Regions from separate parts of the Homo sapiens genome. Here all the other regions are linked to region 3. A link is a loop called in an ENCODE intact Hi-C map of the cell type or tissue named here. Cell type or tissue: heart right ventricle. All regions are shown on one strand.

The links. Hi-C counts contacts between places; a loop is a spot of excess contacts. Peaks named below come from ENCODE experiments on the same cell type or tissue, not always from the same donor. Only the 100,000 strongest peaks of a DNase experiment are listed, where the experiment ranks them.
Region 1: a loop joins it to region 3, with 9 times the contacts of the local background. A loop is called at or near these places in 53 of 110 quality-filtered maps.
Region 2: it touches region 3 in a loop (5-fold over the local background); 72 of 110 quality-filtered maps call a loop at or near these places.

What each region holds. Positions count from the first base shown.
Region 1 is chr7:38,316,520-38,321,519 of GRCh38, reverse strand. It overlaps TRG and TRGV9. Among named protein-coding and RNA genes, the nearest start is that of TRG-AS1, 22 kb to the left of the region's middle. RefSeq lists a silencer at 2,415-2,594. In heart right ventricle, a CTCF peak has its summit at 2,502; no DNase peak of the experiment used is centred here; H3K27ac peaks cover 554 bases.
Region 2 is chr7:37,899,303-37,904,302 of GRCh38, reverse strand. It overlaps NME8 (NME/NM23 family member 8), which reads right to left. Exons shown (of 18, transcript NM_016616.5): 18 at 3,906-4,059. Among named protein-coding and RNA genes, the nearest start is that of SFRP4, 15 kb to the left of the region's middle. In heart right ventricle, a CTCF peak has its summit at 2,860 (motif pointing left); no DNase peak of the experiment used is centred here; H3K27ac peaks cover 572 bases.
Region 3 is chr7:38,105,345-38,110,344 of GRCh38, reverse strand. No RefSeq gene overlaps it. Among named protein-coding and RNA genes, the nearest start is that of STARD3NL, 70 kb to the left of the region's middle. In heart right ventricle, CTCF peaks have their summits at 2,731 (motif pointing left) and 4,271 (motif pointing left); DNase peaks (open chromatin) are centred at 2,704 and 4,202.

The DNA of each region.
Region 1 (5,000 bases), 210 kb before region 3:
CCACTTCTCCTTCAACAGCACCCCAGTGTGGAACACGTGTGTATCCCAAGCTTCTCTAGACTTTTGTTCTCCTATCTGACAAATGAGGGGGTTTAGCCAAATGTCTGCTAAGTTATATGACTATGATTTTTGTATTAAAGCAAAGCCATACACATAAGATCACTATGCCCACTACCTTCATATAAAGCAGTCTTTTTTAACATAGAATAAATGAAAGAAAAAAAAAGAAAGCCTGTGTTACTGATCCTCCAGCACCAAACAGGAAACCCCTCTGCTGCTCTATGTGCAGAAAAAAAAGAAATTCTTTGAAGTCTAAGCTGAATTTAAATGCCTTTTCAAGAGAATGCTTAATACACTGTTGATGAGAATGTAAATTAGTACAACTTCTCTAGAAAACAGTATGGAAATTTCTCAAAGAACTAAAAATAGAACTACCATTCAATCCAGCAATCCCATAACTGGATATCCACCCAAAGAAAAATAAATCATTATATTAGACTGCATTCATATATTTATCACAGCACTGTTCATAATAGCAAAAATATGGAATCAACCTAAATGTCCATTAGTGGATGGCTGGATAAAGAAAATGTGGTATATATACACAGTGGAGTACTATTCATCCATAATAAATGTGGTATATACACACAATGGAATACTGCTTATCCATACAAAAGAATGAAGTCCTGTTTTTTGCAGAAACATGGAGGAAGCTGGAGGCCATTATCTAAAGTGAAACAACTCAGAAATAGAAAGACAAATACTGGATGTTCTCACTTATAAGTGGGAGCTAAATAATGTGTACAAGTGGACATAGGGTGTGGAACCAGACATTGGAGGCTTGTAAGGGTGGTGGGGGGCAGAAGGAATACAGATGGAAATTAAGTAATTTCACATCACAATGAGTATTATCCAGGTGTGGGGTATACTAAAAGCCAAGACTTTACCACTGTGCATTATATGTGTGTAACAAAATTGCACTTGTACTCCTTAAATTTATACAAATAAAAAACAAAAGGAGAATCACTTGGACCCAGGAGGCAGGGGTTGTGGTGAGCCGAGATCGTGCCATTGCACTCCAGTCTGAGCAACAAGAAATAAAAAAAAAAAACGCTACGCCTTGCTTCTGAAACAGCCCAGCGTCTCTAACCTCTACTGAAGGCTCAGTTCACGGCTAAGGCCTTCCAACTTGTGTGAGAAGGACAGAGGCCATACAGGAGGAAACTTTCATTCTGTTTTGGAGTTGTTCCTTCATTTCATTTTTCTAATTGTGCTGATAAAACCAAATGGGCACAGAGAGGAGATGCCTCCTCTTCTGCCTGCCCCCTCTCTCAGTGCTTTACTCCAAACAAGAGTAAATTTGGTGAAATGGTGACTATCAGGGTGTGGCCAAATGGAGGCGCAAGCTCCCCAGTCACCTCCTTATGGAACAACATCTTTCATTTCCTCAAGAGGAGACTCTGCCACTGCAGTGAACCTTCACCACCACAAACCTCCACCTTCACTCCTCACCAACACCTGCTGTACTCTTCATGAATGCTGTGAGCTTGAGCGAGTTCTTAAATTTCCTAGCCATCAGTTTCCTCATCTCCAAAATAAAGAAAACAGCAATGTCCAAAATCAATCTCCCTCTGAATTATACTACCTGGTTTCAGCCTCAACCTCCAGGGTGATAGACCAGCTTAGAGACCAAGATTTTATCTTTCCTAAGTGATCTCACCTTCAGAGGCATCATCACCAGACTTTTCAAGTTTTGTTTCTTAGAAATGGTCCCAAGTTCTTTCCCTCTCATCGTCTCTTGCTTTAGGGAGCCTCCCAGCTAGTCTGTCTTAGCAAGACAAGGGCATAGCTGGTGCATTGCTGCTGGTGAGCAGGGGCAAGTTCACAGAAGGCAGCATGGGAGAGTATAACAGAAATCACCATCAGTTTCCAAGGGCTTGCTCTGTGTCAGGCATTGCCCTAAACAGTCTACCTGGGCAAACATTTATTCTTTGCAACATCCAGTAAGGTAGGCTGTGATTTTATTCTCCTTTGGTAGATAAGAAAACAGAGGCAGAGAGAACTACTCAAAGAGCTCAGGCTTTGCAGCCCGATAGAATTAATCTTAAATCTGTCACCAACAAGCTGTTAAACCTTGACCCATTACCTGACCTGCTTTGAGTAGGGCTTTGTGAAGATTATACTAAATTTATGGTATTAAACATCATAATGGCTACAAACTGCTTGACACATTAAGGCATTCACTAAGTGTCCATTGCTTGGTAACTCTTTAAAAACTGTATTTTAAATGGTGATGTTTTGTTAACATCAGAACGACAAAAAAATACTACAATGGCCATCCATTCCCTCACTCCACCCTTTCATCTATTCAACAAACACCTGGGAATAGAGAGATAAACAGCACATGATCTTACTCCCCTGGGAACTCTTAACTGTCGTTTAGAATGAGAGAGAAATGGGTAAACAGGCCAAGACTTGGGTAGGAGGTGCTAGGAGAGAGGAAGGCACTAGGTGGCGTGAAGAGAAAGCAATTTGAAGCATCTCCATCCTGGACTTACTGGGTGAGGTAAGCTTCCTGGGGAAGACTGCCTGGGGCTGAGCCCAGAAGGATAAACAGGAATTAGCCAGGGAATGTGGAGTAGAATGCAGTCCAAACACAAAAAAATTCAAGTCAATCCATAGAAGTGGGTCGTGGAATTCCAGGCAGAAAGTGACTAAATGAAGATGGAAGGACAGGGAGGGGGTGGCCACATCACAGAGAACCTCTTATCCTAAGAACTCTGGACTTCATCTTCAGAGGCAAGGTAGAGAGAGCAAGGACTTTAGAGCAGGAAAAGGACCAGGTCAGTCTAGTGGCCATGGGGAAGGTGGGTGGGAGGGGCCGAGATGGGATGTATGGAGGTGCGTGAGGTGGAGGCAGTGGTGAGCCAGGAAATGTTTAGGACGTAGAATCCTCAGGAATTAGAGTGCGGTGAATTAGAGGGGAGAATTGAGGCTGATGCTCAAGCTCCTGGCTTGGGCAATGTGGGTAGTTATGTCATACAGGGAACTCGGAAGAAGATATGGTTTGGGGGAAGGGAATGAGTTCACTCTGGCTATGAGCAGACTTTGTTTGAGATCCCATGTCAGACGTACTTGAAAATGTCCAAGAGTTAGCTGGATATGGGTACAGACAGCTTTCGATTTAACTGAGGTCCGACTTAAGATTTTTTTTTACTTTATGATGGTGCAAAAGTGACACGCATTTGGTAGAAAACATAATTTGACCTTTGCTGTTTCCCCAGGACAGTGATATAAGGTTATGATACTCTCTTGCGATGCTGGGCAGTGGCAGTGAGCTGCAGCTCCCAGTGGGTAAATTAAGCATGGAAATCTGGAACACAGCAGCTTTTAAGGGATGCACTGGGGAGAGCAGTTTGTAAAAATACCTTGGGACGGATTAAATGTCTTGGCTTAGAGAAAGAACAACAGACAATAGGAAACTGTCATTGAGGAGAAGCCGGGATTCAGGAGATGTACATTATTCAGGTAGCTGAGGGAGGGGACAGGAACCTGAATCTTCAACAGAAGCAAACAAACTGGGATGGAGGGCCCAGCCTCATGAAGGTGACCAGAAGGACCCGGTGCTGCAGGCTGTGTGGGTAGCTGAGCAGAGCTAAGCGGCTTGACGGACCAACATCTCTCCAGCTGGTTGAAGACAAGCTCTCAGAAGACAATGCTGCATGTCACAGCCCCAGCAACCAACAACACCAGCCTGACAACTTGCTGGGGTGGCCGCCTTGTGGTCTGAGGTGGCCGTCTAAACTATGTGGTCTGATCTCAGGCTGCAGACCTTGCAGGACTGTCTTCACACAGACTGGAAGTGCTAACAGGTGGTGAGGACACCGCTTTACAACGATGCAGGGGGCCCCATGTCACCCTCACCCATGGGAAGTTTGACTTGGTGGACTCAGCCAAGCCACAGAGGTCTAACGCTTCTCTGCGGTGATTTCAGGCTGCCCTGGCAGAAAGCACAGTGCCTGCAGACATGCTGTCACTGCTCCACACATCAACGCTGGCAGTCCTTGGGGCTCGTAAGTAGTTTTGCTCCCCCAATCACTTTGGACTGATATTCTCTATTGTTATATATTTTTATAAATTCCAAATTCTTGGTTTATTTACTCCCTCCCATTTTTTTCCCCAGTGTGTGTATATGGTGCAGGTCACCTAGAGCAACCTCAAATTTCCAGTACTAAAACGCTGTCAAAAACAGCCCGCCTGGAATGTGTGGTGTCTGGAATAACAATTTCTGCAACATCTGTATATTGGTATCGAGAGAGACCTGGTGAAGTCATACAGTTCCTGGTGTCCATTTCATATGACGGCACTGTCAGAAAGGAATCCGGCATTCCGTCAGGCAAATTTGAGGTGGATAGGATACCTGAAACGTCTACATCCACTCTCACCATTCACAATGTAGAGAAACAGGACATAGCTACCTACTACTGTGCCTTGTGGGAGGTGCACAGCAGCAGACAGTTTGAGCCATCCCATTCAATAAATGTTTATTGAGTCTTTGTTTATAATTACGAATTGGGAAGCCACAGTTACCACCAGTGTGCTTGTAAACAGTTTTTAAGATAAACATTCATGTGGTGACTCTACTTGGAGTTGCCAAATTCCACATATTTTCTCAAAGCAGAAGCTTTGCATAAGTCTATACAAGTGACCAGCCTCCTCTTTTTCAGGGTTGTACTCTCTCACCAACAGCTTTTCTAGGTCACCCATGCTTATTTTTCTGGTTCAACCTCTCCTACTCATTATATATTTTTTTTCTGGTATAATATATACACATTTTTAGTGTGATTCTTTTGTACTAGTCAATATGCATTACATAAGTTTTCTCTGACCTTCCTATTTCTCTCGATTAAAAAATGGATATGACATTAAATGGTATTCATTTTTCTGGAGGTTAACATGTAACAAACGCAGCATGATCTAACCACGAGCAGGGCAGACTG
Region 2 (5,000 bases), 210 kb after region 3:
AACAGTAGGTTTATATTGGACAGTTGCATAGCTTGGATGTATCAGAGTTTATTTTACCAATAATTTGTGAAAATGGACTTTTGAATGTGGTTCCCAAGTCATGTCAGTGTAGGATAGGTGTTTGTGACACAAATAACTTTCCTTCATTATTGAATACTAAAGACCATAAAAAATGTTGCCATAAGAGAGTGCAAAGCATAGGCTGGGCGCAGTGGCTCACACCTGTAATCCCAGCACTTTGGGAGGCTGAGGCGGGTGGATCACAAGGTCAGATCGAGACCATCCTGGCTAACATGGTGAAACCCCGTCTCTACCAAAAATACAAAAGATTAGGCGTGGTGGCGGGCGCCTGTAGTCCCACCTACTTGGGAGGCTGAGGCAGGAGAATCTCTTGAGCCAGGGAGGTGGAGATTGCAGTGAGCCAAGATCACGCTATTGTACTCCAGCCTAGGTGACAGAGCGAGACTCAGTCTCAAAAAAAAAAAAAAAAGAGTGTAAGCCATAAAGGTTTTCTATATTTTGTCTAATGAACATGTGTTACTTTTATAACTATCAGATACTACAAAAATATTATCAGACAGGTATATATATAGAATGTAGTTTGATTTAAAGACATTTAGACATGCTAATTTGAAAACTATTCCCTTGATCATATGTGTTTTCATCTGGGTCCTCAGAGAAGCAAATGCCAAAACAGAATTAAATGTGCAAAACGCCTGTGAGAGAGAATGGGGAGGGATCTGGGTAGGGCTGGGAGAGCTGTCAGAGCACAATGGATGTCCACCCTGAGTGAAGGAGAGAGGGAAGAGAGAAGAAAGGTTGGGTAGAAGCATTCCAGACTGCTGTAAAGTCTAAGGAAAGTTTGGCAAGGTTACTTGGGAGTCTTGAGCCAGTCATCTGTCAAAGGAGTCCCTCTTCTCCCAGGGATAGCTCTAAGTATCCTGTTGTGCTCAGTCACTGACTGGGAGCAACCCATAGGTAGTGTGGTCTTGCTGCAAAGGTGACAGTGAATTTCAGGGTGCAGAGCTAGAACCCTTGTCAATATGGCCCCTGCAATTGGAGGTTGTGATTCACATTCTCATACTCATCACACTATGACAATCATAAAAATATTAAAGTTTGACCACCATACTTTTCCAGCACAAACTATAAAGTAGTGTCAAGCAACAGAATGTCTCTGTCAATTTCTGTAACTGGCAGCCATACACTATTTAATCCCTAAGCCTTCGACTTTTGTCTTCATGCTTTTTCATGTCTTTTTCTTTTCGAATTTATTAAAGAAAGAATATGTTGATCACCACTACAGAACTTACAGTATTTATTTGCTTTGCTACCTGAGAGAAATTTCTGTCTACTGGAATGTAAGAAAATATTTGTAAAGAGGTAATTAATGTCAAGAACAAAGCCATGGTGTGTAATTTTGCCTTTACAGCCTAAGTCTAATATATTTAGTTGTGATATTTGTATGAGAAAAATTTTATAACTAAAACATGCAGCTGCAGTATCTCAATGAGAACAACTTTCTAATGGCCAGTATGGCTCACTTAAATGACATATTATGAAAAGGGAAAACAATTAAATTGTTTATTAACAATTATATTCAGCTAACAGGGAGGGCATATAATCAGAGGACTATTCCTAAATCTCATAACATTATAAGAACTTGAATAATATAACAAGGTGCAAAGAACTGAAGTTAAGCAAAAAAAATGGTATTATGAATAAAATTTCGCCATGGTACCAAAATAAATCTAAAATAATGTTGTTGATTCAAACTGATGGACTTTTAAAATTCACTAACATTTTAAGAATAATTATAATCATTTAAAATATTCATTATGTCATTGAAATAGTTCAGCAGCTGAAAATTAGGCAGACAATTGCTGAGTCAACTTTCTCCCTTTTTGGAATGCATAAAATGTTTGGCTTTGGAGGTCATCCAAAGTAGCTTCCAATGGTTGAGCAGGTTCAGACACAGTTCAGATAGGCATCAGTGTCAGGAATCCCTTTCAGTGTCCAGAAGGGGCACTAAGACAGTCCAGCTAGAGGGCCACAAATAGAGGACAGCATATTTTACGAAATCTGTCCATCTTCCACAGGGCATCCAAAGAAGGTACTGGAGAGCATTAGGCTCAAATCAAGAATGCTTTGGGTGTCCTGTCATGGAACTGGGCTGGATGGACTGGGTGTAGCCATCAGAGAGACTCTGGCTTTAGGGTCAAGGTGCATGACTGAGCCAGTACTAGAGAATGGGGACTGTTCTGTCTGGGGGAATTCATGTAGACACTGACCTCATCCCAGCGAAGTCATCCTCATGTATTTGGCTGATGGGATAGAGGCAGTTTCTGCACAGGTGTCCCATTGCCTACTTACTGAGCCTGTCCCTGAATTCAGACCCACATCCCCACCCTCCTGGGTATCTCATCAGCTGACAGTTCTCAGCCTCAAGCTCCAACTTTTCCTGCTGATTTTTCAGGCCTTACTTGTCTCAGCCACAGTGGTCCAGGCCATGCTTTTACTACCTAAAGTCCAGCCGAAATTCAAGACCAGCCCATTTAGCAGAAGCCCTGGTGACTTTCTAGCCTTTTAAAATCTTTCTCCCCCAGAGGCAAGAAGATATTTCCAAGTACTGCTAACCCCAGTCCTTACATGCCTACCTCTTGCTGCTGTGTTCCACCCACTAAATACAATCCCCTCGAGACCAAGACGAACTCAACTTAAAGCTTAATTGGATAGATCTCTTTAGACATTGATTATTAGATTTCTAGCTACTTCAATTAGAAAGAAATGGCCTTTCTCTATGTCTTGTGTATGAAATCTTTGCACAACTTTAGTCACATATACACACAACTGAGTGTAGCTTGCCATCTGCTGGTGAAATACGATATCACTTTTAAGAGAGTTTTTTTTTTTTTTTCTTGTTCCCCCCTCCCCAATGCATTCGAAGGTCTGGATCATTCTTGAGGCAATAGCAGTGTGCCACTCAGCACAATCATATTATGAATATCCAGATACTATCAGGCCATGGAAAGCATCAGATAATACTATTCAACCTGCGGGAGCAGGGAAGGTGAAAGAAGCGAGGAAAGTGAAGGTATTGACTGTACTTATTTCTCTGCACAATCTAAAGGAAGCCGATAATCGATTTACCTTATTTTTTACTGCATTCTGGAGAAAGATTGAGAAATATCCTTACTGATAACTCCTATGTACATAATTAGATTTTGTATAATTTAACACTGTTCACAGGCATGCTTCTCAAACATTATGTTGGAATATGAAAGTATTGCAGTGAGTAATCTGTTACTAATGTGGAAGGATCAAAGCTTGTGAGCGTCTTACTTTTATTAATATTAGAGTTAAGAAATTAAATTGAAAAGTTAATCATTCAGCAACCTTATTCTCAATCATGTGCAATCTAATATTTCTCCTGAGTGAAAAAGAGGGTGTCACGGCTAACATGCTGGGAACCACACATTACTCTGGCTATGGGCTTAAGGGCATACCACTGCAGAAAATGTCATTCAGGGTACATCATGAGAGAGGAAAAGAAACAAAAACAAAATCGGCTTATTACCTTCTTGCATTATCTTACCATGAGGGAGTTAGGTACACTGCGTGGACTGTTGGACAGTACTATAGTTTGCAAACTATATAAATCTACATGTCATCCTTTTCCTCATTTTCTGCAAGAAAATTTAGAGTCAAAACTTTGACCAATTTTCAATATACATTAGGCAGTATGCATTTGTATTTAACTCCACTCCTGGCTTTATTTGATCTCTCCTACTCTCTTCTTCCCCACATTCCGTGTTCCTCCCTCAATTATCTTGTTGTAGATTGTGTGCATTTATATACCTTAAATCTTTTCCGGAAGATCAGTTAAAAATAAACATTAAGATTTGTTTGGGGAATACATTTTTATTGTTATTATGCATAGCCATTCATTTTTGTATCTTGAGTTTTCCTCCAAAGCATGTTTTTCTTATTATTCCTCCCAGGAAGCTGTGCCAAATGGTTGTATATTGACGTGAACATATGTATTATCTTCTCAAAGTTCTAGGAAAAGAAAGAATGCACTTAATAAAATAAATGACAGTGCTATACACTAATCTTTCAGCATTTATCAGTTTCCATATTGAAGTTTTGCACACAAATCACAGAGCTGGGAGATGGGCCTTAACCTTTACCTATAGACAGCCTGACTGAGCAAGTAAGCAGTCATCAAACATTTACAGAGCAATGAGTTAATGAACAAACATTTGTGACAGGGTTAAAAATATTAACTTGTGAGTAAGATTTCTACCCAACCCGTTCAAGGATTCAGAATTGCTGGTTAAACCAAAGGTTAGGAAGACAATAGGAAGAGGGTGAGAAAAATACCAGGACAGATTGTGCAGCTCCTTCTGAACACGATGGACAGGCTGGAGTGTAAAGGCGAGGGTTGTGGGGTGGCCTGGGGGAGCAGCTGGGGGTTCAGCAGGACTCTCAGGTCAGAGATGCCCAAGAAAGAGTTTAGGGAGTTTGTTGGTATTGTTACATTTTGTTTGAAACAAAATTTCCTTTATTTACTAACTGTTTAAGAACTTTATTAAAGGCCTACTTTTTTCTTCAACTTTATTTTAAGTTCAGGAGTATGTGTACAGGATGTGCAGGTTTGTTTCATAGGTAAATGTGTGCCATGGTAGTTTGCTGCACAGATCATCCCATCACCTAGGTATTAAGACCAGCATCCATTAGCTATTCTTCCTGATGCTCTCCCTCCCCCAGCCCCCACCGACAGGCTCTAGTGTGTGTTGTTCCCCCCATGTGTCCATGTGTTCTCATCATTCAGCTCCCACTTATAAGTGAGAACATGCGGTGTTTGGTTTTCTGTTCCTTCATTAGTTTGCTGAGGATAGTGGCTTCCAACTCTATGTCCCTGCAAAGGACACGATCTCATTCCCTTTTATGGCTGCATAGTATTCCATGCCATATATGTACCACATTTTCTTTATCCA
Region 3 (5,000 bases):
GAACTGATCGAAAAGCTGGTGACAGACTTCTAGAACCCTTGTCCTCTCGTGCTAATTTATACTACACACACTAAATTTCTTTTAGTTTTTCTAACTCCAAAATTTTAGCCTTGCTCAATTTATTATTTCCAGTTGCCCTTGGACATTTTCAGTTACAGAAATGGATTTAGTCCCAGTGAGCTCCAGGTATGGAACAGATTATGTTAATGAGCTCCAGGTATGGAACAGAAGTTCCATGAGCTCGAGATTATGTAAATTCTGTTCCATACAGAATTCTGTTCCATACAGAATTTACATAATCTGTTCCATACCTGGAGCTCATTGGAACTAAATCTGAATACATCTCTGCTCACCTCAATCCTACTCCAAAGATAACTTGATAAAATTGTTTCCATTCCAAAGAAGGAAGGACATTTAATTAAAGAGGCTTTAAATTGTACATTTCTCTGGTTCTCAGTATAGTCAGGTATTTTTTTTTTTTTTTTTTTGTAGAACCCCGTGGGAAATTCTTTCACTGAGACAGAGCTGTTGGGCACAGTGAGCACTGAGGCAGACATGTTATTTCTGAAGGAAAATCCTCTCCTCAGATCTTTCAGAAAGGGAGAGAGAGCTTTAATGTTTGTCTTGTGGTTCTGTTTTGCTTTACTGCACTTCGTAATAAACACTCTGGTTGAAAGACCAAGTTCTGATGAAGTGGCACAAAACTGCATGTCATCCCATAGCCTTAGAAAACAAGGTCTCTGTGTTTTTATTTGTTTTTATTTTAAGCATACCATAATGTGGGATCCCATAACAATCTTTGAGAATTGAACTATAACAACACACAACTGATGTTTGGATTGCCTATAAACCACAATAGAATAGCCACGATGCCAGCAACTTTCCTTCCTTTACTTCAGCCAAGCATTTTAAAAGCTGTATCCTGGAATTGTAATGTAGAGTGGCATTGATTTCTGGGGTACAAATGGTTTTAGAAGAAAATGACTGATTAGTTCTAATGCAGCATAAGGTGCCTTAGACAGAGATTTTAGCTATTTTTACACCGAGTAACTAACCGCACAATTGAGGCCAAATCATCTGGAGCCCTCCATTTAACAGATGGGAAGGTTGATATTGAAGGCAATGAGCTTCCTTACCTGTAAATGAAGAAAACTCAAAAGCTTGAATGTGATGATCTATTAGACCTTTCTATAATTCTAAACTTTTTCTTTTTGCTTTGGGAGGGGTTCCATGACTGATATAAAAAAATGATTGCTGAATACCCTCCATTTTAGAAATAAATGACTTCTCAGGAAATCTTTTTTTAATTAATAGGAAAATTAATAAATTAATAATAGGTACTAACAAAAAATTATTTGCTTGACTAATTACCTCTAGAACTGATTGGGAAGAAAGGATGTGCAAGTCTACTTCCCGGAAGATCTTGGAGACTAGGATACAGGCACATCTCATGACCATGCGAGAGAGTAGTCAGATTCCTAATGGTAACCATGAAGCAAGGCTCAGGAGTTAGGCAGTATGTACTTATCACTTGTTGCCATTGATATTCACTAAGACACCTTTCCCTCTCCTGCAGAGGGCCAGAGCTGCTGTGGTGGTTTCAGAAAAATAAGAACCAAGCCTTGAGAATGGGCTGCTTACAGGCTGGTGGGAAGTCAGCTGGGAAGCACCAGAAGATGATGCATAGTTTATTTCCACTCTGACTTTGGATTAGTTGTGAACAGCTCTCTCTGATTAGTTGAGAATTTACTATATGTCCATATTAATGTATGTCCAGAACAAATTGGACAATTCGTCAAGAGCTTGGTCATTTCATGATCCTGAAATCCATGTTCAGTTAGCATTTTTTTCATGTATATTCTTCATCTCAAATCTCCACTTACAGATACAGAAATATTTCCCTGAGAAAGAACATTGCTATAGAGTGAAATTATATGAGAAACATCTTTTACTGAATTGGAAACTTTATTTAACTATCATTTCTTGTTCACTTGCACACACCCCTAGCTCTATAACAAACGATAAGGACACCAATTATTTTTTAAGAAGGAATTTGTAGATTATTCTCTTGGGATTCAGCTGCTGAGGATGCTTCACCCAGTTCACAGCCAAGTCTATGAAACCAAAATACACAGCTTTAATCCATCCAAGGTGATTGACTCCATGCAGAGTAATTCTCTAGGTAGTAGAGAACTTTCAGGCATTAATATTATAGCCTGTGTTTGCAACAAGGTCAGGTGTTGCCATAAAGGAACGTTAATTACTCTTTCTTGGATGAAAAAAATGGATGGCTGTTGAGGCAGAGGGATGGAGAGGAAGTTCTTTCACTGTGGGGGATGATTAAAGAAGGTGGGAGGGACGAGAGGTAATCCTGGGCAATTGCATGGCTAAGACTGAAAATCCCTCCAAATTCAGCTGCCCCGGGGGATCTTATAAAAATGGCTTTATATGTAAACTTGAATCATGTCTTAATTATAAGACTGAAGTTGTGGGTGGACCAAGCCTACAATGGCACAAAAGTATCATAGTCGAAAGTGCTACCAAGGAGACATTTCTTATCCCTGTGGAGAAACTACCACAGACAAGAGATGGATGACAGTGGTGCTTGTGGGTCATTAAAGCATTCCTCTGTTGTATTCACCAACCACAGCATGGCCTGGTACTCAGCAACAATACTGTACAGCAGGGACCATACCTGGGTGGCTATGTTCCCTGTGTTTCAACAGCGACACCGTGTGGCAGCAATTATAAAGAAGAGTGGCTTTCATCACTGACAGAGCAGGTGTTCTGCTTCTCTTTCAGGATGAAATTTAAGCATCCCTGGGATATTTGAAGTTATCCTAGGAAAGATAATCCTAGGGAGAGAAGGGAACAAATGACTGTAATCCAAATAGGCCATGCCACTATCTGAAAGGGACCCTTTTCTTCCCTCCTCTTCAAAAAGAAGATAAAGAAATATCTATTTTCTTCCATCAGGAATTATCTCTTCACTCAACAGAGAAAACCAGGATTCATCAATCTGAGGGCACAGAAAGAACCAGTATGAATGGCAAAGCAATTCTACAACTCCAAACTCCAACGCCAACCCTATTCCTCAAATAATCTCTTTGCAATAAGGGCCTTGGAGTCAAAGCTAAAAGCTTAAGCTTTGCCTCAGATCTACCTGGGATTAAGCCCAGGTATGCCACTTTCTATCTATGACTTTGGAAAAGTTATTCAACTTTGGGCCTCACTTTTTCTATCTGTGGGATGAGAAGGAAACACTACACCTCATAGAGAGATTTTGAGAACCTAATGCATTGATCCACATATATATATATATTTTTAAACTCTTGTCTCCTAGGCTGGAGTGCAGTGGTGTGATCTCAGCTCACTGCAACCTCTGCCTCCCAGGTTCAAGTGATTCTCCTGCCTCAGCCTCCAGAGTAGCTGGGATTACAGACGTGCGCCACAATGCCTGGTTAAGTTTTGTATTTTTAGTCAAGATGGGGTTTGGCCGTGTTGGCAAGGCTGGTCTCAAACTCCTGACCTCAAGTGATTCACCTGCCTTGGCCTCCCAAAGTGCTGGGATTACAGGCATGAGCCACTGCACCTGGCCCTGACCCGTATAGAGTTTTTAAACCAGTGCTGGATCCAGTAAACTGACATTTGCTGGATGCATTTGTACTTTTATCTTTTAATAGTGTCTGGCTGTTTACTTTGCTCTTGGGTCCTCCCTTATTTTCCTTAATTCAAGATTTTTGTATCATTCTGTAACCAGGTCTTGATTCTTGTATGATTTATTCTGTTTTAACTTTACATCTGCATTTCTGAAAGGCACTCCAATGTGAAATTATATTTTTGTTAGTGTTTTAGAATAAATGGTCATTGCTCAAAAGTTCTGGTGAAACTATAATGCAAGGGTCACCAAGTTGAATACCTGCAGGGGCCAAGCAGGGATATAATCAATTAAAGCACATAAGAAGCGAAGAAGCAGCAGGGCCTGATATGAAGAGTGCATTTTCCCTCTGTGGGAGCAGCCTTGTCCCATCAAGTGATTGTTGGCAGGTGGAGAAAGACCTAGTATTGCCAAGTCTTCTATTTGTCAAGAAAAGCAAGAAAGACAATTTTATAGGGTAAAATTCTCTAATCTTAAATATTGACCAGTCATCCAAATGTTTGAAAACACAATGGGCCAATCAAAGCATATTTGTGAGCCACGTCCAGGCCCTGCCAATTTGCAGCCTCTGCATCACTTTCCCAGGGAGATACAACTTTGGGTGAATGCCACCTAGTGGTAAGAATTGTAATTAAGAGACAAATAAGAAACAAATGCTTTACAATGTATGATTCCAATGCGAAGTATGAAATGGTGACGGTTGTCTTTTAATCTTTTCTTAAGTAATTAGCCATGAATGCCAGTGGAGTCCATTAGCGTTAACATCTTTAATCACAAACAGTGGTGCCATACTGTATTTCACTCTCATGACCCAAGTGGCTACAGAAGGGCTGTCCGGTAGTGCATCCATAAGATCTCTTATATTCCAGTCTACGGTTTCTGGGGCTTCTGGTTTTTTGTTTGTTTGTTTGTTTTTGTTTTTGTTTTGTTTTTTTTTGTTTTGAGACTGAGTCTGTCTCTGTCACCCAGGCTGGAGTGCAGTGGTGCGATCTCGGCTCACTGCAACCTCTGCCTCCCAGGTTCAAGTTGATTCTCTGCCTCAGCCTCCCGAGTAGCTGGGATTACAGGCTCACGCCACCATGCCCGGCTAATTTTTGTATTTTTGGTAGAGACGAGATTTAACCATGTTGGTCAGGCTGGTCTTGAACTTCTGACCTTGTGATACTCCCATCTTGGCCTCCCAAAGTCTTGGGATTACAGGCGGGAGCCACCGCACCCGGCTGGGATTCTGTTTTTTAAAACTCTGGATCGTCTGCTATTGGGAACTACTCTCCCAAAGCTATGTTCTAATTTTTACCTTGTCTAGAACTGATGTAAAGTGGGGATGAGGGAAACGGAAAGA